4 separate regions of the Homo sapiens genome follow, and all the other regions are linked to region 3. A link is a contact called in ENCODE Hi-C or POLR2A ChIA-PET data. All regions are on one chromosome and are shown on one strand. Each heading gives the region's core, a stretch centred on a gene start or an enhancer-like site at or near the end of the contact. The rest is flanking DNA. Distances are from core to core; before and after follow the strand shown.

Region 1 (4,937 bases), core at 2,147-4,646, 420 kb after region 3:
AATAGGCCGGGAGCAGTGGCTCACACCTGTAATCCCACCACTTTGGAAGGCCAAGGCAGGCAGATCACCTGAGGCTGGGAGCTCAAGACCAGCCTGACCAACATGGAGAAAGCCTGTCTCTACTAAAAACACAAAATTAGCTGGGCGTGGTGGCACATGCCTGTAATCCCAGCTACTCAGGAGGCTGAGGCAGGAGAATCTCTTGAACCCAAGAGGCGGAGGTTGCGGTGAGCCGAGATCACGCCATTGCACTCCAGCCCGGGCAACAAGAGCAAAACTGCATCTCAAAAAAAAAAAAAAAAAAAAAAAAAGGAAATATAAGAACTGCCATATGGGGTTATGGGGTTCACTAGATCTAGCATAAAAAACAATTTTAAAGAGGATAGCAACCTTTTAAACAAAAGCCATGGTCTCCAAACACCCCCATGCCTTCTCTAATACCTTGTGAATGAGTGATTACCAATCCAAGCTCCACCATTTCCAGACTGTGTGATTGGACAAATTACGTATCTAAGATTAAAGTTTCCTCATCTATAAAATGGGAGTAAATAAGAATATCTCCTTCATAAAGTTGTCTGATGATTAAATGAGATAATATAATATAGAGTTTAGCATATGGAAAGAACCTGATAAATGTTTCCCACAGTTAAAGACTCTATCTTACTGAACCTTCATTTTATATTTGTTTCTAGCCCTTGACCTCTTTTTCTGGCAGAGTACAATTTTTAGGAGAGCTTCCTGTACCGTGTAGTTCACAATTTGGAGCATATATGTCCGTGTTAGTCACGTTGATATCCTTTTACAATGGCTTAACCTTAATCATGTTCTTTCTTAAGTTTTGGTTTCTTCCCAGAGAAATCCTAATTTTTTAAGTGTATTTTCAAATACTGTACACTTTAACCTTTTCAATCTTTTAGTGGGGAAAAAAATGGCTGTAAAATGTCTTCACTTCCTAAATGCGCAATCACCAAGAAAATATAATCCTGTCATAAATACATGATTACAACATATTTGCTTTTTATGGACAATTATTAGTGCTTATAGTAGAGGAAAGTCACCTTAACCTGATCTCATAAACAATTTCTGAACTCAACTTCCTGAAGAAACCTGAGACTTCTGAGATTTACTCTCAAATTGGATGAGTCAGAACAGGTGATAGATGTTTTTCAGGCATCATCAGTCAATCCTAAAGTTACTAATAGGAAAGATACAAGGCCTAGCTCTGAGACAAACCTACTAATTAACGACAAACAAGAAACTGTCTTTATCTCAGCCTCAGGTCCCACAGAGCAAGGATAATCCATCCGTCACCCTGCCTCACCCAGAGTTATATTGGATGGTGTGTCTTTTCAAATCTACAGAAACATGGAGGGAAGAACCATGTCCTAACACTCCAGCATAAACACAAATATCCTTGACTTTTAATCATGGCCTTAAGGTGACACCCTGGCTGACTGCAGTTATAGGTCAGCCAGAGTGTCACCTCAAAGCCATGAACTACCTACAAGTTTTCGGGGGCTAAATCAATGCTATGTCACAGAAAGTTTCCAAAAAAAAAAAAAGGAAAGAAAACTGTTGCCAGGCACGGTGGCTCAGGCCTGGAATCTCAGTACTTTGGAAGGCCAAGTTGGGTGGATCACTTGAGCCCAGGAGTTGGAGACCAGCCTGGGTAACAGGCTTTTGTAGAGACGGTGAAACCCCACCTCTACAAAAAAATACAAAAATTATCCGGGTGCAGTGAAACATGCCTGTGGTCCCAGCTACTCTAGAGGCTGAGGAGGGAGGATCATTTGAGCCTGGGAGGCACTGAGTCACGCCACTGTACTCCAGCCTGGGCGACAGAGCGAGACTTTGTCTCAACAACAACAACAACAAAACTGTTGTTGAACTTTAAATATTTTTATGTTTTTTTAAAAACTATAATTCATTCTTTTTATATGGCAATCTTCAGAAACAGTATCAATATTATTTTAATTACTATATTAGAGAAATTCAACAAATTGACATGTTTTTATATGGATATGATATATGAACAACCCTCTGGTGTTGGGTTTTTATGCACTCACTCTTGAGTGCTTGGGAAATCTGAGGCACTACGTATCACTAAAGATGACTCCACTCTTATTTCTCCACCAACTTCTCTCCTGCCACCTAAAATAGGGGGTCTTAGAGGGAAGTGGTAATCAAATCTGACCTGTAACATAAACTTGAGAGAGAAAATCAGGTCTTTCCTATCTGATGGGTCTGCTGTACTCACAGACAGGATGTGATTGATCAAAATGACTACATGCGAGAGAAGAGAACAAAGCAGAGGACCAGGGCTGCTCCTGCGGGCCCTGAGGATGAACCCAGGAAGAAAGGGGTCCCCAGGGCCGAGAAAGCACACTAAGAACCACCACCAGGAATAAAGGGAAGGCTATTTATTGGACCCCTCAGATCTGCAACAACACATTTTCAGAAGCAATCATGGTTTCCTCCGTGAGAGTAGACCAAATCTAGCTATTAAGAGTTCAGGTTAATTTCTCTTTTTCTGTCTAAGGTAGAAGCCACTGAAAGCCGTAAAAAGGAACCAGTCATCTGTCATAAGGAATCCCTTCAGCATGTGTTTCAACCGAGGCAAAGTCTGTCACAAGCATGGAATTGTGTTTTTAAAAACGCTCTAAAGATGGAAAGGAACCATGGAGCACCAATGTCAGAATCGATTTTATAAGTTCTCCTTCTAGGGTGGTGTTCCTTCAGCTTAGACTTCTTGGAGAGTGGTTGCATCTGCTTTCCATCCTATAAACCACAAAACATAAAAGCACAGAAGGCAAAACCGTACCCAGGGGGTGCTCAAAAATGCTAGTTGGGAGAGGGGTGGTTCCTCTGTCTCAAGTTGCCTTTCATCAGGCAAAAATGGAGACAACCCTTTATGTAAACCTGTGGAGATGAGGAAAGCAAACAGTCTTTTTTGAGCAGGACCACAGCTTCTGAAGTACAATCACTGGTATGGGGAACAAAAAGGGGGTGGCTATGCACTTCCTACAGTGATATAGAAGAGTCATGAGCTCTAGGAGTCTCCATACTTTCAAATGACTAAAAAGCCAAATTTCGCATCTGCATAATTGAACCCTAAACACTTGGAGTTATATTGAGAAGGGAGGAAGGCAGAAAAGAAAAAAAAAAAAAAAAGGCATCCCAGGAAAATGAACTGACTCCGGGAAAACATATCCAATTCTCTTCTGAATGAGTAAGTTTGAGTGGGGGCAGCAGAGCAGGCAGAGAGCTTTCTGAAAGCCCAAAGGTATGCTGGAAACAAGGCAGCTGCTATTAGCAAGGCTCCTTTTGTAAACACTTTGGTTAAACATGTGTGGGTGTGAAGGAGGATCTGCTTTCCTAGGAATTGCTCACAACAAGGCACACCAGGGACAGGGTGCTGAACTTGATGCAGACGGGAGGAAACAAGTCAATGGGAGCAAAGCCTGAACCCGCATACAAAAGGCTATTTCCTGTTCCTGCGGCCAGCAGGCTTCTGTGTAACAGGACACCATGGCAGCCAGTGATTCTGCCAAAGCTGTCTGCAGGGAGTACCTGCCGTATTGGGGCAACAAGGTATAATCAAAGATCCCCACAATCCCACCCCTTATTCTCCACCCATTTTCCCCCTAAACAGTACTCAAATCAGGCTGTGTAAACCTCAAATATTTCTTGAGAAAACTGGGGTGTCAAAAATGATATACAGAGTCTACTGGCTTAGAACTATGCCTCTTAATTGCTACCAGGGTCAATCATCCTAACACAGAGGAGCAGATTTGCCATTTCCTATCTTAAACTATTTCTGTCATATTACTGTCATTCATAATACAGACATACTCACACTTATACATATACACATTCATACATACAGAGATTCCCATTTCAAAACAATCTACACTAAATATGAAATGTTAAATTCTATGTCTTTTCTAATAACCCTGTCAGCAAGACTGGAATTTTAGAATGAGCTTTCTTCACTCATTTCTGGTTCTCTTGACTAACAGGAAACTGTTTACAAACAAATGGCCTCCTCCAAGCATAGGAAGAGCCCTAGACTGGAGGCTCTGGCACTAACTGTGCAGGCTTGGACGAATAATTTATGGCCTCTGAGTCTCACTGTTTTCACCTGTAACATGGGAATGGGTGGGTTATCTCTAAGATGTTTTCCAGATACAAAATGCTATGATGCTAACCACTCAGAAGAGTGAGCTCCCAACCCTCAGTCCTTTCTGGAGACTGTAACTGCATCAGAAATGACTGAAGCCATGCAGAGCTGACTTGGGGTGGCTATGAAAGGTAGCTGACAATGCAGCGCCTCCCATCACAGAGCATCTGGCTCATGTCTGCTGAGAAGCCCCAAGAGCAAGGTGCGGACCCCCCTTGTCCCCACCAAGGGCCTTCTCCAACTGATCTGGTGGCTACCAGAATCATCCAGCAGGAGACAGACCCGAGTGACAGAGTCTAAAAATGAAATCTGAGAAAAAAAAGCAGCAAACTGGTTAAAACTGGAGGCTATGTAGGGTACACCAGGCATGACCATAGGTTATATTACAACACAAACAATGGGAGAAGAGAGAATTAGTAAACTTAGAAGACAATAAGCAGAGAAGAGAATGAAAAACGATATGTATGGCCTAAGATATCATATCCTGTAATAAAATGTTAAAAGAAAAACCAGAAGGAAGTTGCATTGTTAAGACAAGGTGATGAGAAGCACTCTTATGTATCACCAACTTTTGCTAGATAGGGATCATAACTGTCTTACAGAAAAGGACAGGCATTTCTTGTTTTAAAAAAATCTAATAGAAGAAGAAAGAGGCTATACCACATGTCATACCTGTCCTGGCCTCTCAGCCTTGGCATATCCTGAATCTCAACGGCAAAGCTAGAAGAGGGAGAGAAATGAGATACAAAAGGGTGGG
Region 2 (5,253 bases), core at 1,425-3,924, 440 kb after region 3:
CATGTCAGTGTCTTCTAACCAGTGAACGCTTTCAGCTGAGCTCTGTGGTTACCCTCTCAGGTCAGGCATGGAAGGAACAGCAGCTTAAGCAATAATGGATGCATGTCTGTTACGTGCTATGTCTGTCAGAAGTCTGTTTTACGACATTAAAGGACTATTGTGTTTATATCTACACAACAGGTCTTAAACAGATTGTTTAAACATGATTAAACAAGAGACGTCTTTGAAATAACCCCCCTAATAAAATTCAGATGGGTAAAGAACTGAAAAATGCAGTCAACAATATTTTGAAAAATCATTTCTCTCTAAGCTGCAAGAGTAACATGATATAAACTCCAAAATAAAACTGTTTTTACAAGTTAAACTCAAAGGATTACCTCATATATCAGCACCGCTTTCCAATGGAATAGCGTTTATCCACCTATCCATCCACTCTTTCTTAATGCTGTTGCACAAGTTGCTAGTCTTGATAGACAGATAATTGCTTTATTCAGCCAGGTGTAATGAAGGGGAGTCTATTGTGTTAATCCCAGTATTCTTATCTTCTGTGAACTCTGAATAAGGAACTGAAAACTCTACCTCTTCATTTCAGAACTACTGGAGTTTACTCACATTCAAATCTGTTAAAGTGTTCTTACATGCCACTCTGTCACTAAAGGTGCCAAGTATTTTGAGTAGGATCAAGTTATCGTTATATAAAAAGGAATCAAATGTAGTGTTAAATGGAGTTAGAAGATAGCAAGTTTTACTCTTCTTTTCAAGGCACAACAGATTTTTTTAAAGTGTATTATTCTCAAGCCAAAGGAAGCAGGTTGGTGTGGGTTAATATTAAAAAACATCCTTCGAGCGATTACATTTAAAACCTTTTTTTGTTTTTCAAAAGCAAGTGTAGTGTTAAGTTTTGTGGATATCTGCCTGCTGGCTTCATGCTGAATTATTTAATCAATAATGACAGTTTGGCAAAATGTTTTTCTTTGGTCCATATGAAATATATTCCCTTTTCCACATATACGTACATATATGTGGTTATAAATTTATATTATCTCTATTATATGCATACCTATGTGTACAGAGAGGAATAATCCAGCCAGAGGAACAGCGTTACTACTAACATTAGTTCCATGTCTCTATCCAGGTAATTAGGGATACCGTCCTCTCAAGGCCCCACATGCTTTATACTCTGCCCCATGACATCACAAACACTTCTGATCACAAGCATACCTTTCTTTGCAATAGAAACGTACCTTTCTTTGCAATAGGAAGTTCTCATCCTTCAGCCTAATTAGATGCCTTCATTTTAGTTCAAAATGATACATACCGAAGAACCTATGAAGCTCACTGGAAAAGAAGTAATGCAATCTGGAAGAATGGGATAATCCCTGAAAGAATATTATCATTTAATTCTTTCTCTTCTGGGTCCTATCTCTTTCATGGACCTTTCATTGAGAATGTTCTCAGGAATGGCATTCTTTCTGCTCAGAGGATGGGCTCTTCTCAAGATTTAACTTGCCTAATGTCTCAACAAATCCTACTAACAACCCTTGCAATTCAACACAGAAAGTCTGTCCTATTGCGTGCACCTTAATCTCAGCTACTCTGGAGGCTGAGGCAGGAGAACAGCTTGAACCCAGGAGGTGGAGGTTGCAGTGAGCCGAGATGGTGCCACTGCACTCCAGCCTGGGCGACAGAGAGACTCCATCTTAAAATAAAAAGAAAAGAAAAGAAAAGAAAAAAAAAGTCTGTCCTATGGAATTGATGACTGCCCAAAATGCAGTATGAAAGAGAACATGTGACTGAAAGGAGACATGGGTTCTGCTACTAATAGCAAGTGTGAACTTCTCAGGTACAGAATTTTCTCATCTGTAAAATAACAGGTGACCTAATTTGCAATCCTAAGAATCAATAAAGCTATGGATTCCTCACCTGTCACTATGAGTTCCACAAATACACACACACACACACACACACACATTTACACACAATTAGTGAACTTAATGGAATAGTTAAAAGACCAAGGCAGTGTCTGATTAAAAAGGAGAATCTCATTTCTAATTCTGGGCCTGACTATACAAGGAGCAGGAAAACTTGGGAGTCTATTCCTAGCTCTGCTACTAAGTTAGTTGTGAGGCTGTAGGCAAATATCTATCATCTCTATGATTCAATTTCCTCCTATGACTCAACTTCCTCATCTGTCAGAAAAAAACAAAGTATCTACAACACAGGGATGTCGTCAGGACAAAATGTAATAAGAGGTGAAAATGTCCTACACAGGTAAAACCACTATGCAAATGTAATCTTCACTTATCAATTAAAATATCCTAAGCATTATTATGTTTCATGAACTATGCTAAACTAGGGTGCTCACGGTATACTGGAGGCATCATAAAAACAAATAATTACAGCAGTGTGATAAATAATATAATTAAAGTATGAAAAGGAAACCAAAGAGGAGCCAAAGATTAAATACTTGACTTTCAAGAGCAGTCAGGAAGGGCTCCCAGAGGAGACAGCGTTTGAGTAGACTTAAAGAATGAGTAGAATTTAGTCAAGCAAATGCAGAAGAAGATAACATTCCAACCAGAAGGAACAGCAGGTGCAAAGACACCGAGATGAGAAAGTATAGAGTGAAGCAATTTGGCATCGCTGGAGCTCAGCCACAGGTGTGTGGGTGGAAGGCAGTTGGGCAGAGCAGATGCTGAAGGGCCTTGTCAGTGTGCCACCAAGTCTGAACTTCATCCTGCAAATAACAGGGAGACACTGAAGTATTTTAAGCAAGGGTGTGCCATGCATTGGTTTACAGTTTAGGAAGATTGCTTTACTTACAGGGGAAGATAGATTTAGAAGGGAGTGCAGTTAGAGACATAAAACCAGTTAGGAAATTGTTTTTACGTTATAAGTCAGAAGATAAACACTGAGAGAGTATACTAAGCTAAATCAGCACTAAAAGATTTGAGGGAGTGAATGTGAGACATAGAATAGAGGTACAGACAACAGTACAGTGGAATAATTAGATGTCAGAAGTAAGGCAGAGAAGGTGAGTCTCAGGTTTCTGGTTTGGTCACCTGGGTGAACTGTAGGGCACTCAAAACTGGTAAAACTGGAGGAGGTTCATGTTTGGGCAGAGAAGTTTGGTTGAAGTAGAGGTGGGGAATCCCTAACGCTGTGTTGGCCATGAGTTTGAAGTACCCATGGGACATATTCAGGTGCAGACACCCAGGAAGCAACCTAGAAATACCAGTCTGAAGTTCAGAAGAGACTGAAGATGCATTTTCAGTGGTCATGGGAACACGAAGTTAATAGTGTCAATGAGGACACTCAGGGAATGGGTACAGAACGAGTGGAGAAAAGTGTCTAAAAGGGAACCCTGAGAAGCAAACACTCCTAGGGTGGCTAGGCAAGGAAGAGGAACACAAAAAGTGATCTAGGAAAGAGAAAGATGAGGAGCCAGTGGCGGAGACAACCCATGCAGTGGCCACTGAAACGGTTCTGAATCTGCTCTTCTGCTGCTTCAGGGACCCAGGGGAGCTTAGCAAGAGAACCTTTGTCTGTGTCCAGGCAAGGGACACAAAGTTAGGTCACAATGGTAAAAAGGATAACTCTCCTTCATTCATTCCATACCCATTCCTCATGCAGCCTCATCAATCCCAATGGCTTCAAGTTCCTATGACTATGGAAAATGCATTTCCAGTTTCTACCAAGCTTCAGATTCATATTTCTAAATGCTTCCTGTACATCCTTGCATAAGAATACCTCTAATGATATTCATTATTTAAAGGGAAAGATAGATTTAGAAGGGAAAAATGTCTAAATACTATTAGAGGTATTCTTATACAAAGATGTATTATTTTCTAATATTTCAAAATGGAGCCCTAGACTGGTCTATAATTTTATATACCAGGTCGCAGTATAAACTTTTATTTCTTAACACTAATTTGAAAAGAAATGCATGCACAGTGTCTTCTGAGTTCAATCTTAGTCATGTTATTTTAAACAAATGGGAGAATTTTTTACCCAGTCTAAAAGCCCTCCCAACTGCATGACAATCAGCCCTTTCTGGGCCAAGTCACAAGTCAGACAATGGCTCTGTATGTGTCACTTGCACAGGCCAGAGAGTAGGCAAAATTTGTTCTCGTCCAAATATTATATAGGGAAAGCCAACATCAGAGTCAGCATCAAAGATGAGGGAAATCAAAAGAAAACATGAAGCAACAACAAAAATCTCCAAAATTAACCATCCTCCCCAGCCTATCTTCTGAGCAAGGTCCTTCCTCCCCAAAGGCTCCTTGAATCTCATGGGGCAGTATAGCTGACCACTTATCCTACCATTTGCCACTCCAGTAAGCTTAGGAGAAATATGGAAACAAAATAAAACAGACTCACTCCCTCTTTTCCATCCCATTTCTGCATTCTCATTTCTGTTGTCTATCAGAAAGTAACAAACCCTGAGCAACGTATAGTGGAATGGAAGAACAGAATCCATCTGTTATGGATGGAGAAATGGCAGGGATCCAATGCAACTAGTACAAATGATATCATTTATAGAGCTGCAAACTTAACTAATAAACACATATAAAAGGGCTTGAGAAAGAAAGTCTGAGCCACCAAGTTGGCCTGAAGATTTTTGGACCTCTTACTTTTCCCTATAAAAAACAGAACACCAGAGGTTGCTAAAATCTAGAACAATTTAGAATGTCCCTTGAAAAAACATGATTATCATCGTTTTGTAATGGGCTTATTTTCTAGTATTTCAAGATCAGGCCCTAGGGCTATAATTTTATGTACCAGTTCACCGTATAAATTGTTATTCCTTAACACTAATCTGAAAACAAACTTCAATATGTATTTAAAAGACTAATTCAGATACCTGATCTACTTTGTTCAACTGAATCATATCAGTTGAATATCTAGAATGTGCAAAACGTTATCATATTGTAGTGGTACAGCTCTAGTAGGGGAGATCAATAAATACAGAACTAAAAAATGACAGAATTGTTAAAATACTAGAGAAAGTGGCATTTAAAATTAGCTCTGAATGTTGAATAGGCCCTAGATTAATAGAGCAGATCACCACTGAGGTGGAAGGAACCACCTAAGCTAAAGCACTAAGGCATGTGATATTATATCTCCATGCCATACCTTCCATCAGTATACCTGCACATGGAGCCAGGGATAAGACAGTGAAAGACATATAGTGTTAGTCTCCTAAAAGTCATCATCTATCTACCTAGAATTTTATAACCAAGAATTTCTGCC
Region 3 (5,217 bases), core at 2-2,501:
GGATGAGTCAAGCACGATGTTTACTGAGCAGAGCCAGAGGCAAGAGCCACTTTTTTCTTGCAGCTCTAAGAATTTTTTGTTGCTTTTTTTGTATGCTTTGTTTCTCATACATCAGCATCATCATGCGTTGCACATACACATTGTACATAACAACTGCTTACAGCATGCCGGGCACTGTACTAAGCCCTCTGCAGGTGATGACTCAATTATTGCTCCCAGCAACCCTCTAAGGTATGCCATGTTATGATCTCCACTTTGCAGAGAAGGAAACAAGCACCGGTTAAGCAACCTGCCCAAGCTAGTATGTGTCAGGGTCAGGACCCCAGCCCAGGCAGCTGGTCCCATGATCTGTGCTCTTGACTTGCGTATATTAACATTTAATATAATCCACTATTTAATATGTATGTAGTGCTGAATTAAACAAGAGTGTGTCATTTAGGAAATGGTGATCAAATCAGTTCACGATCCGATGAATACTCAATGAATGACTACCATGTGTATTTCCTTAAATATACTCAACACTTCCCACCTTCCCCATCAGGGTCCTCACCCAGCAATCCATGTGGGGAAAGGGGCACAAAGTTGGCCCACAGTGGGCACCGAATAGATGCCTGTTTAACAAATAAAAGAATGGGCAACTGGAAGAGAATTTGTAGGATATTCACAGAATCACCAAATCCAGTAATTATTTCAGTCTAGCATTGCAGTGGCACAGAGGCAGTTTTTAAGTTTGTGAATGGCTCTTATGTAAAAGATGTGGCTATTTGAGGATGAAACAAGACAAAATGTGGTGAATGTACTTCAGCCTAAGTGTTTTGGGGGAGGGAGAATTGAGAAAAATCTCTAGGTCTAAACGCTGGAACGGATGACTGATAAAGTTAGAATCTCTCTTAACCAGCTCATTCTAAGTGTGTGAGCATCCGCATTAAACCTAATCTATGGCCTGATACTTAAAAATAACCTGTTATAAAGTAACCATAAAAAAACTCACAGATTTCAGCCTGATTCATTTGGCCACATAAACTACAATCAGCATTAATAGCTTCCGTCAGCATTTATGCCGTACTTTCTATTAGCACGATGGGTTCTACAATCATTTATGAGTTTCTGGAAAGTCTAATAGAAAACACACGTACATGTTCTCTGTGGAAAATACACAATAGGTTTTTGGGGAGTTTTTTGTTTGTTTGTTTGTTTGCTCAGGGATAAGCCAGAAGGTGTCGCCACTGCCCCATGGCTAAAGTCTGGGCCGGGTTCCCTAACCAGAACTTCTCCCCTGATCACTCCTGAGCTCGCTAGCTCTGCAGCTTCCTCCCACATTCAGTCAGTCTCTCTCTCTCTCTCTCTCTCTATCTCTCTCTCTTTCTCTCTCTCTCTCTTCCTCCCTTCTCCTGTTGATAAATAAACATTCAGGCAGCTTACATGCTACAGATGAGTACACAAAAGGAAACTTAATTCGAAGACCTAAGTGATAATCTTTCTCTTCAAATCTACTGTGGCTTTTAAGAGGTTTAGAAAATTATTTGGATCTGGAGTCCCTACCTCCCTTCATACTTTAAGAAAATATTATACTAAAGGCATGCTAAAGTTGTCCTAAATGTTTACCATGCTGGTGTTTTAAACATAGCCAAATACTGGCCAAAGTCTCTTGCCTTTAAAAAAAATATGCATTTTGTTGTTGTACTAATACTTCTGAACATACGCCAAATATAAGGGTGATTTGTGGAGCTGTATTAAATAAAAAGATGCTTCTTTATAAGAATCCCCTATAGAGCTTGGGGAAGCAGCTATGTGGAGAATCTGTGTCTTCCTTAAGAAAGTTTCTGAATTCCTTGGAAATACATCAGAAAACACCCCATTCTCCCCACCACAGAGGAGGGTGGGCAACCAACAGTGTCCTATATCCCAACCCACCATAATTGTAAGACTTAAACGCTATCTTTCAAATAAAGAATCATTTACTGGCTTCTTACTGGAAAGAACTATAGGAGCTTGTCATTTAATTCATCCTCCCCTCTGAGGCTGAAATTCTTTCTAGAACAAACAAATAATACCCATGGCACCACGTGCTGCACACTCTCTGTAGCCCAGCTGACGCCACACGAGGGAACAGTGGGGAATCTGTTGAAGTTGCCATTGCATTTTGCTTTCTCATAAACCGCTGTTTGTCTTTCTGCCTTTCCTGTTTTTAGCAGTGCCTAGAAACGGAGGCCTGGGAATTGCCTCCCCCATGTGAGCCCCTGGGTTGTTCACACCCAGGGCCAATTTGACAACATCCTCCTCTCTGGCTATGAGGCCAAGTCCAGTGTTCTTGGTTCAGTGCCAAAGGTGGACATGAACTCTCTAAACTGTCAAACTAAGAAAATGTGACACACCCATGTGGCCTGGAGAGAGCAAAGCCAAACCCAAAGAGATGCTTCCAGGCAACTTTAGATCCCTAACATGTTAGGAAAGTCAAGAGCAAGCTTCATCCTGCAAGCTCTCCAGGATTCTCCTTGGACCTGGAACATGCTAGGATGTTCAGATAAACTTCACTTCAGACACTGAATTTCTGCCTTGAGCTATCTCTTCTCTCATCTTTCTCTCGGTGTCTTCTTCCCCTTCATCCTCTCATAAACCCAAGTTCTATAGCTGTAATAATAATAATAGCAGTTAACTTTAATCAAGTCTCACTCTGCACCAGACACTAGATGATGTGAACCTGTGAACAAGCATAACTGAGGATTCAAACCCAAATCTCTTATGGCAGAGTGAATGTGCTGCTCTGCTACTGTGTTTGTTATCAGAAGCCATGGCTCCCCGACATACTCGACCCAGATTCTCTGTTTCTTCCTTGATGAAACCAGTGACATGCAAACATAGCCAGAGGGCCCAGGCACAGCAGAGAGCGTCCCATCAGACCTGATAGAAAGTCCCCTTCCCATCTTCTAAAACCTTGCTGCCATTTCTGACTTCATGTGGTCTAAGAATCTGGTGTAGACATTATTTAAAAGACAAAGGGACCTGAAAATCAGCCCCCCCTTACCTGCCATGAGTCCTAGAAAGGTCACTGCGGATGAGAAAACCCCAGTTTCCACCTGCTTTATAATTTTGCCTTTGTGTGGTCATTCATACTCATATAACCTAACTGTAACTGGGCTACTGTTCTCTTTCTTTAAGGACTTTGGCAACTGAGAAAAAAGCTACATGACTCATTTCTAAAACCTGAAAGATGAATGCAGATCTTTATGTAAAGTTTTCTGGTGGGGGAGGGGATTGGTTACACTGCCCATCACAGAGCTGAACATCCTCAAAATCCCCTTAGAATATCTTTGCCTCTCCTCAAAATTGAGCTCGTTATAGCAGCATCTACATTTCTGCCTGCTTGGCCTGCACCTGCCCTTTTCCTCACCCTCCCAATCCTCCTGGGCCCTGCTGGGGCTCCTACATCCCGCTTGCTCCTGGATCTTTGGCCTAGTCCATCTGATCTCTCTCAGTGTCTCTTCCTCTTGTCCTAGCTGCCTGTGGAAAGAAAGGCTTCTTCTTCCAACAGATGAGTAAGTGGTGATATTCTTCTTATTATTATTTTTTGTTTCCATCACGTTACCATTCACGTTTTAAACTATCAAATGTCAACAAGTGTGGCCATCTTTGTATTTTCTCTTCAAAAATATGTGATGGCCAGAGACATCTCCGTCTGCCATGGTCTTTCTCAAACCACCACTGTACTTTTTTTGCACCCTTTGGTTATATCAACATGATCTCAAATGAGAAGATGAAAAGTAAAAACTTCATTCAGTGCTCCAGGTATTTCTCAATATCTAGATATTTCTTTCCTCCTAGGAAAAATCCAAATGGATTTCTCACTTTTTGACCAGATGTTTCATTGTCACACAGCCCGTGTGACAGCACTGGCCCCTAGTACAGGCAGAGTTGAAAAGTGATGTGATGGGTCATGGTTGCCCCTCTACTCAGAGAAAACTCCTTCTTGACCTCATCACGGTCGCTGAAAGTACTAAGAATTATATCTGAAATCAAGCACTGGTAGCAGAACACAAATATGTTACCAAATTAGTTGGAAGGTAAGGCATGGGGGAGTCATGAGGGGAACCCCATCCTCTTTTGTCAGGGGAATGAGAACATTTTGCAGCACCTGTCAGGCCACGTGAATACCCAAGGAGTGATGGGACAGTCCTTGCACCCAGAAGTGGCCTTGCAGAGTAGAAGGAGTTTATGTTTTAGAATCTAATAGCCCTGCGCTTAAATCCTGGGCTTTGCACCTAAATTATAATAGAGCTAATCGATTGAACATTTTTTTCTCTCTGTCACTCTGAGTACGTGATTCTAATCTGCCCTAGGCATTCATTGACCTCAGAGAGATTAGGATTTCTGTAAAAGGAACTCTAAGACAGAAAAAAGAATTCAATATTCAGCTTTTGATCTTCAAAATAGCATTTTCAACAAGACAGTAGACTTTTACCCAACCTATTGTCTAAGATGTTCTAAACTCTTTTATTTCTCAATTTTTACCCATCAAAAACCCTGCCTGGAGGCCTCGACTCACAGAGTAGAAACAGTTGTACTGGCTATGCAGCAAGGCCGCGAGGCTTTCTGCTCAATGATTGGTGGGCCATTTGACCTGGGAAAACTAAAAGAAAAGCCCACCCTTCCTAGCACAGGGGAGTTGGGGATGAAGAAGAAAGGAGAGGTGGTGGGGGGGAGGGTCAGGGAACTAGAGCATGTTAAGAGCTCCGTGTGGTGCTTTGCTTGGGTATCCTTCCAGATTGTGGAGGGAGGCAAGCAGCCCACCTGTAACCCCCACCCAGCATCCCCATGGTTACTCTGGAAGGAAGCAAACAGAAGAAATGCAGAACCTGTATTCGCTTTCCAAAGCCTTCCACCCATAGATTCCAGAAACCCCATCTCCCCAGTGCTGTGAGGTCACAGGGGCCTAGTCCCCAATTCCCAGTGCCACTGACTCAGGAAGGAGAGCAAGGAGGGGCAGGTTCTCTGGGAAACTGAGCATATCAATGCAAAGAGACAGAATTCTCTAGGGGGACTATTTAGATGATTACATCAGACTAGGTTATAATCCAAAATGGACGAAATTAAAGTTGTTGTTGTTTTTCCACCACCCAGAGGTTAGGAGCTTGTAAGGAAGACCATAGCAGTTGAAAACAAAGCAAGGCACATTTCCATTGTACGTCCCAGGAGTAGTTTGAATGGTTTAAGGACCAG
Region 4 (5,009 bases), core at 1,535-4,034, 370 kb after region 3:
CCCTCTTTGACTGTATGAAAATCACCCACTTTTAGAATACCAAACCACCCATATATGTGGTGGGAATGAAAGTCTTGTGTGACTAAATATAGATGCCAAGTACCTTACAAATATTTGAGTGTTTGCTTTAGGAAATGAGAAATGGAAAATGAAACTGGCTATAAACAGAAATCAAAACTGTCTAAATTCTCTCTATAAACTAATTACTACTTTTAATATCTGTTTTTTGCAATCTCAAGAATTCATGAATTTGCTTAAAATAAAGAATGGCATGACAAAAACCTCTTTTACTGAAATGGATTAAGTTGAACAGACATGCTTTCCAATACGCTTCTTAATGACGGCAAGCCTTCCAACATATTGGTCTGCCTATAGTAGCTGTTCAATAAATATTTTCAAAGAGAAGAAAGAAAAGAAGGGAGAGAGTGTGAGAGGGAGAGAGATAATTTCTATTATCTGGACTTTCAGTAAAATATAATATTTTTTTCCATATAGATTTAAGAAAATAGTCTGCAAGATACTTTAAGATACTTGGAGAGAAGCCTACCTATTCATTCAAAGTGATTTAAATCATTTAGGGCAAGAAACGGTCGTGCCCCATCCCTGGGCTCCTCCAGGCTTCTGCACACCAACACAAAGCCTTGCCCAGATCAGGGGTTCCACTTCAGATGTGAGGGAACTGGGTAGTGCCCCTTTGTCAGATTGCAAGGAGGACCCCAGAGCCATTCATAGAAAGGTAAGGGTTGAAGTTGACAGGAATTTCTTGGCTCGGGTCTCTTTCTAGTTAGATGAAGCCAATGCTGCCAAATTAAGTGCAATAATAACATTTTCAGTGACATTGTTCACACAAAACACAACATACCTACATGGAAAACCTTGGAAGAGACTACAGATTGAGGATTGGGATGGGGGTAAGGTCAACATTCTTGTTCTGAAGGTGTTGATGTATTCCATTCATGGTTTACGTGATACGATATCTCCGGGTTCCCTAGGGAAGAAGCCCATAGCAAGCCAATTGCCAAACTTAACCTTAATGAAATGGACTAATGGCTGTTGTAACAGCCTGAACCTTAATGTTCAGTAGAAAAATAGTTTATAAAATATATAGGAAAAAAACCTCTGTCAAAGAGCAACATTTTTAAAAATGTTAAAATAGCATTTTTTAAAAATCTTCCACTTCTGGCTTCAGCTCTATTGTGATTCCAACTAATTGAACATTTTATTTATGCTTTTAAAAACAATCTTAATTATTATCAACAATAATAAAACGTACCATCTAGTTTACATCTATTATGTGCCACACACTCTGCTGGGCATTTTTAGATCTCATTAATTCATTTACTTCTCATAACCTCCATTATACAGATGATACAGAGATTGTGCCCAAAGTTTGAGCTTAGGAACATAGTCTCTGGTATCAAGCAGATCTAGACTTGAGTCTTAATAGCTGTATAACCTTGGACAAGTCTGAACCTCAGTTTTCCTATCAGTAAAATGGGGATAAACACAGTACTAACTTCTTCATAAGTTGCTGGGAAGATTAAGATAAGGCACGTGAAACATTAAGAAAAGTGCCAGGTACATATGTGATCATGCTACTGGTACCAAATCTGAATTTTCCTCAAAAAGACATTAAAACAATGGGCTTCAGTGCCATCCTAAGTAGGGAAGGAGGAAAATCATCTTTGGCTCCCATTCCTTTCCCCCCAGGATGTTCATACTAGTGAGATCAAGGCCAAGTGAACTTCAAGGACAGCTAGGGAGGAAAAAATAGAAAGGATAATGTGCACTTTCTGCATTTCAGGGGAGGATGTGGCAATTGGAGAGAGAAAGTATGAGGGTTTAGGAGGATGATATGAACAGGAAAGGTAATGAAAGGGGTCTTTGGGGAACTTATTTTTGGGGCGAGCTTCTCAACCTCCTCCTAACATCCCCTTCTTCTCTCGCTCACTTTCCTGCAGGCCTTGGAAGCAAAGCCCCCAGGAATGACTGGAAGACAACACTCTGCAGACCCCTTCCACAGGGTACCCCTGCTCTCCAGGAAGGGCCTTCAGGGCAGCATTTGGAGGTGGCATGAGCTAGCAGCGGCGTGCAGCCTGGTCACTGTCTGATCTGGTCAGCCCAGCCGCACAGAACACCACACAGGCTCTGGCAGCTCCCTGGGAAAGAAGAAAGCAGCATCTTGCATGTGTGGCTTATTCTGAAAGGAATAGTATCTGAGGGATTTGATGGACTCTGACAGGGGGAAGAAGGTAGTGAAAAAGATGGAACAAAGATGCCATTTAAAAATACTGGCTCGTGTTCAGGATTTCGCTATTTTTTACTGCAAGGAACAAGTAAAAAAAAAAATCCTCCTATTGATGAGTATTTTTCTACAGTCATTAAAAGTCAAAGGACTCAGGGCTTCCGACTTTCCCTCTTGGGAAACCTGTAAGCTCGTCTTCTGGACAGCTTAGAAAAGGGCTGGATGGCGAAGGCGAGAGGCTTAAAGGCCCCCAGCAAGCAGCTCCGCCGAGGAACGGGTGCAGGGGACACACTGTGTTTTCAGTTCAGATTCTGTGATCTTTCTGCCAAACAGGGGTTTACAAAGCAAAAACCTCCAGAGAATTCTCATACTTTCTGGCTTATTCTCCTGGTGTTCGTCTTAACAGGAATCAGCTGTTTGCCTTCTCACTTATACAGCATGTTGCTGAGGCGAATTTAGCATCTGGCCTGGCTATTATTAAAAACAAGAACATCCTGCTCTGTTGGGAGAACAGCACCACTGGCAATAAAAGGACAGAGATCATTTGCATTCAGGATTCCAGAGATGTGTTTCAGTTCAATATCTGCGCTCCCTCCTTCCACCCCTGCTTTCATTTTAAGATTTCCTGATGCATCCATCACTTGCAGCGTGGTCAACTTTTTTTCTGAAACAGGCACACACAGGCAGAGCATATTTTTTCCTTTCACTGGGAGGCAGGAATGACTGGAGTTGTTCAAACACCGGTCCGTTCCTGCAATTCCTATGATAAAGTTGAACTACCAGAGGAATTTTTTTTTTTTTTTTTACAACTGCGGAAATGAAAAAGTAAACAAGACTGGGACTGCATTGGTATTTAGGCTCCAGCTTTTTGTTGTTGTTTTTGTCTTTCCCTTTTTTTAAGCCATTGGGCTAGGAGCCTGAAGGGACCATATAATATGAAAAACGCTGAGAGGTTTTATTAGCCAATAAAAAAAAAAACTGAGTTCCTATTAACCACTTAACTCCTTGCTGAAGTTCAAACTTGCTTTCTCCTTGGATCCTTCTCTCCCTCTCATGCCCACGAGGAATGACGGTTGGTTCACCAATCTTTCCCTGCACAACCTGAGCTCACAGTTTGTGCTCCAGAAGGTGTGGTTGAGAATCGTATTCAATAATAATCTCTGTATTTCTCATCTGTGAAGCCATAAATAAGATTTCTGTAAGGAGCCAAATGTTCTACGCCCCCAAATCTACACACACAAAGACTCTTTAAGCACTCTACTAAAAAAGAGTAAAGTCATTGTGATTTCTAGGATTTTAAATACTAAATGATGGTTAGGGAGAACAAAATCAGGCTGAAGCATTTCTGGGATAAATAATGATCCCACAAAACGCTCCTCTCATTTGGGGGCAGAAGAATGAAGGGAAACTCACAGAGAAACAGAAAATGAAATTGGTCCAACTATTTCACTGCTGGAGATAGATGGAGTTAGGATACATAGGTGACTTGGTTTAGGAAAGAGAGGATGTCGAAGGTGATTTAAATCCTAACACTGTTTTATTAATCGTGCCACAATTCTACATGTCATGTGATTTTGTTATCTGCTTTTTGCTGCTTTTAAATAAATTTGTACTTTTCTATCAATCCATCATCCAATTGTGTTTCGGGTGTTCTTGGCATTCCCATCTCTCAAAAACACCCTTAGTTTCTGCCATTATATACTGTATCTCTAATTCCACGAAGCTCACTCTATCCTATTTCCATTTTCCACATTCGGGTTAACTCTAGTACTTTTGGTCCTCCCAGAGAAATTTCCTAAGGCCACATGAGCCTGTGCGCTTTTGTGTTCTGGTCCCATTTAATGTTACTGCTCCAAGAGCTACTCCCTGAAGGGCTTATGTGGAAGAATTTTGCCTTTTTGTTAAAAGTATTTTGCTCTATGTCCTTGATTTCTTTATAAGAATAGCAGGTGGGGGAAATTCTTCCCTTTTTATTGGCTACAGAGTGGGACAGAATGACCTGGAAAGAATAGATAGCAATCAAGAAGTGAGCTATGTTTGCAGTGCTAAAACAGGAAGCAAGTTTTGCAGAAAACCCCACTAAGTGGCCTGACATCAATGCAACAAGATAATAAGAAACGAATTAAAAGACATTTTGGTAAATGTTAAATGTGTTTCCAGAAATTTGATCCCTCTGCTTCCCAAATGGCTGAGCATATCTGAATAGCAGGGCTGGATTGAGTCACAAACTTTTGAATAATAGCTTTACAAAAATTACTAAAAACTCCTTAAATGTTAGCTTCTCCCTGCTCCCTTAATTGACATATCAAGGAGCATCCAGTGTCCCTTGTCCCAGTAACCTATTTGAAGACAAGTAATTGTTTCTTTATCACTTGTGGGATAAAGGCAGTACTTTTTTTTTTTTTTGAAGAATTTGCAGAAATAAAAAACTGAGGCCAAGAAACACTGTGTCTCCTGAGTACATGTGCAGGGGTGGTGAGCCCCATCTTTCTCTGAGTGGGTGGCTGTTCAGGTACCCTTTCCAAACTTCACCCTCCTCCTTCCCTCCCTTCAGGCACACACATACCTGTGTGTGCATACACATATACACACATACACACATACACCACACCACACACAGACACATACACATGCACCACACATATACACACACATGCACATACATACACATGCACACACACCACACACATATACACACACATACACATGCACACACACACCACACATACACACCACACACACATACACACACCACACACACACA

What was found. Hi-C counts contacts between places; a loop is a spot of excess contacts on that map. ChIA-PET counts read pairs that join two places held with the same protein, here RNA polymerase II (POLR2A). Pooled maps may share reads with other maps.
Region 1: a map of OCI-LY7 shows a loop between it and region 3 (2.2-fold over the local background). The contact joins two enhancer-like sites. A Hi-C loop is called at or near these places in 1 of 168 maps with a recorded cell type or tissue (OCI-LY7), 8 of 37 single-sample maps with no recorded cell type and 4 of 50 pooled maps.
Region 2: a pooled map shows a loop between it and region 3 (14-fold over the local background). The contact joins two enhancer-like sites. A Hi-C loop is called at or near these places in 8 of 37 single-sample maps with no recorded cell type and 11 of 50 pooled maps. POLR2A ChIA-PET finds 5 or more read pairs at or near these places in 2 of 52 experiments (activated CD4-positive, alpha-beta T cell and activated T-cell).
Region 4: a map of chondrocyte shows a loop between it and region 3 (2.4-fold over the local background). The contact joins two enhancer-like sites. A Hi-C loop is called at or near these places in 1 of 168 maps with a recorded cell type or tissue (chondrocyte), 9 of 37 single-sample maps with no recorded cell type and 11 of 50 pooled maps. POLR2A ChIA-PET finds 5 or more read pairs at or near these places in 2 of 52 experiments (MCF 10A and activated T-cell).

Annotation. Positions count from the first base shown.
Region 1 is chr6:45,503,595-45,508,531 of GRCh38, reverse strand. All of the region lies in intron 6 of RUNX2 (RUNX family transcription factor 2), which reads right to left. Among named protein-coding and RNA genes, the nearest start is that of RUNX2-AS1, 71 kb to the left of the region's middle. RefSeq lists an enhancer at 3,286-3,580. Within about 2 kb of position 3,396, at least 4 of the 41 ENCODE cell types and tissues checked have a DNase peak (open chromatin) inside an H3K27ac peak, as active enhancers do.
Region 2 is chr6:45,475,357-45,480,609 of GRCh38, reverse strand. The region is part of intron 5 of RUNX2 (RUNX family transcription factor 2); the gene reads right to left. Among named protein-coding and RNA genes, the nearest start is that of RUNX2-AS1, 99 kb to the left of the region's middle. Within about 2 kb of position 2,674, at least 5 of the 41 ENCODE cell types and tissues checked have a DNase peak (open chromatin) inside an H3K27ac peak, as active enhancers do.
Region 3 is chr6:45,918,970-45,924,186 of GRCh38, reverse strand. The region is part of intron 4 of CLIC5 (chloride intracellular channel 5); the gene reads left to right. Among named protein-coding and RNA genes, the nearest start is that of CLIC5, 94 kb to the left of the region's middle. Within about 2 kb of position 1,251, at least 2 of the 41 ENCODE cell types and tissues checked have a DNase peak (open chromatin) inside an H3K27ac peak, as active enhancers do.
Region 4 is chr6:45,554,111-45,559,119 of GRCh38, reverse strand. No RefSeq gene overlaps it. Among named protein-coding and RNA genes, the nearest start is that of RUNX2-AS1, 20 kb to the left of the region's middle. Within about 2 kb of position 2,784, at least 6 of the 41 ENCODE cell types and tissues checked have a DNase peak (open chromatin) inside an H3K27ac peak, as active enhancers do.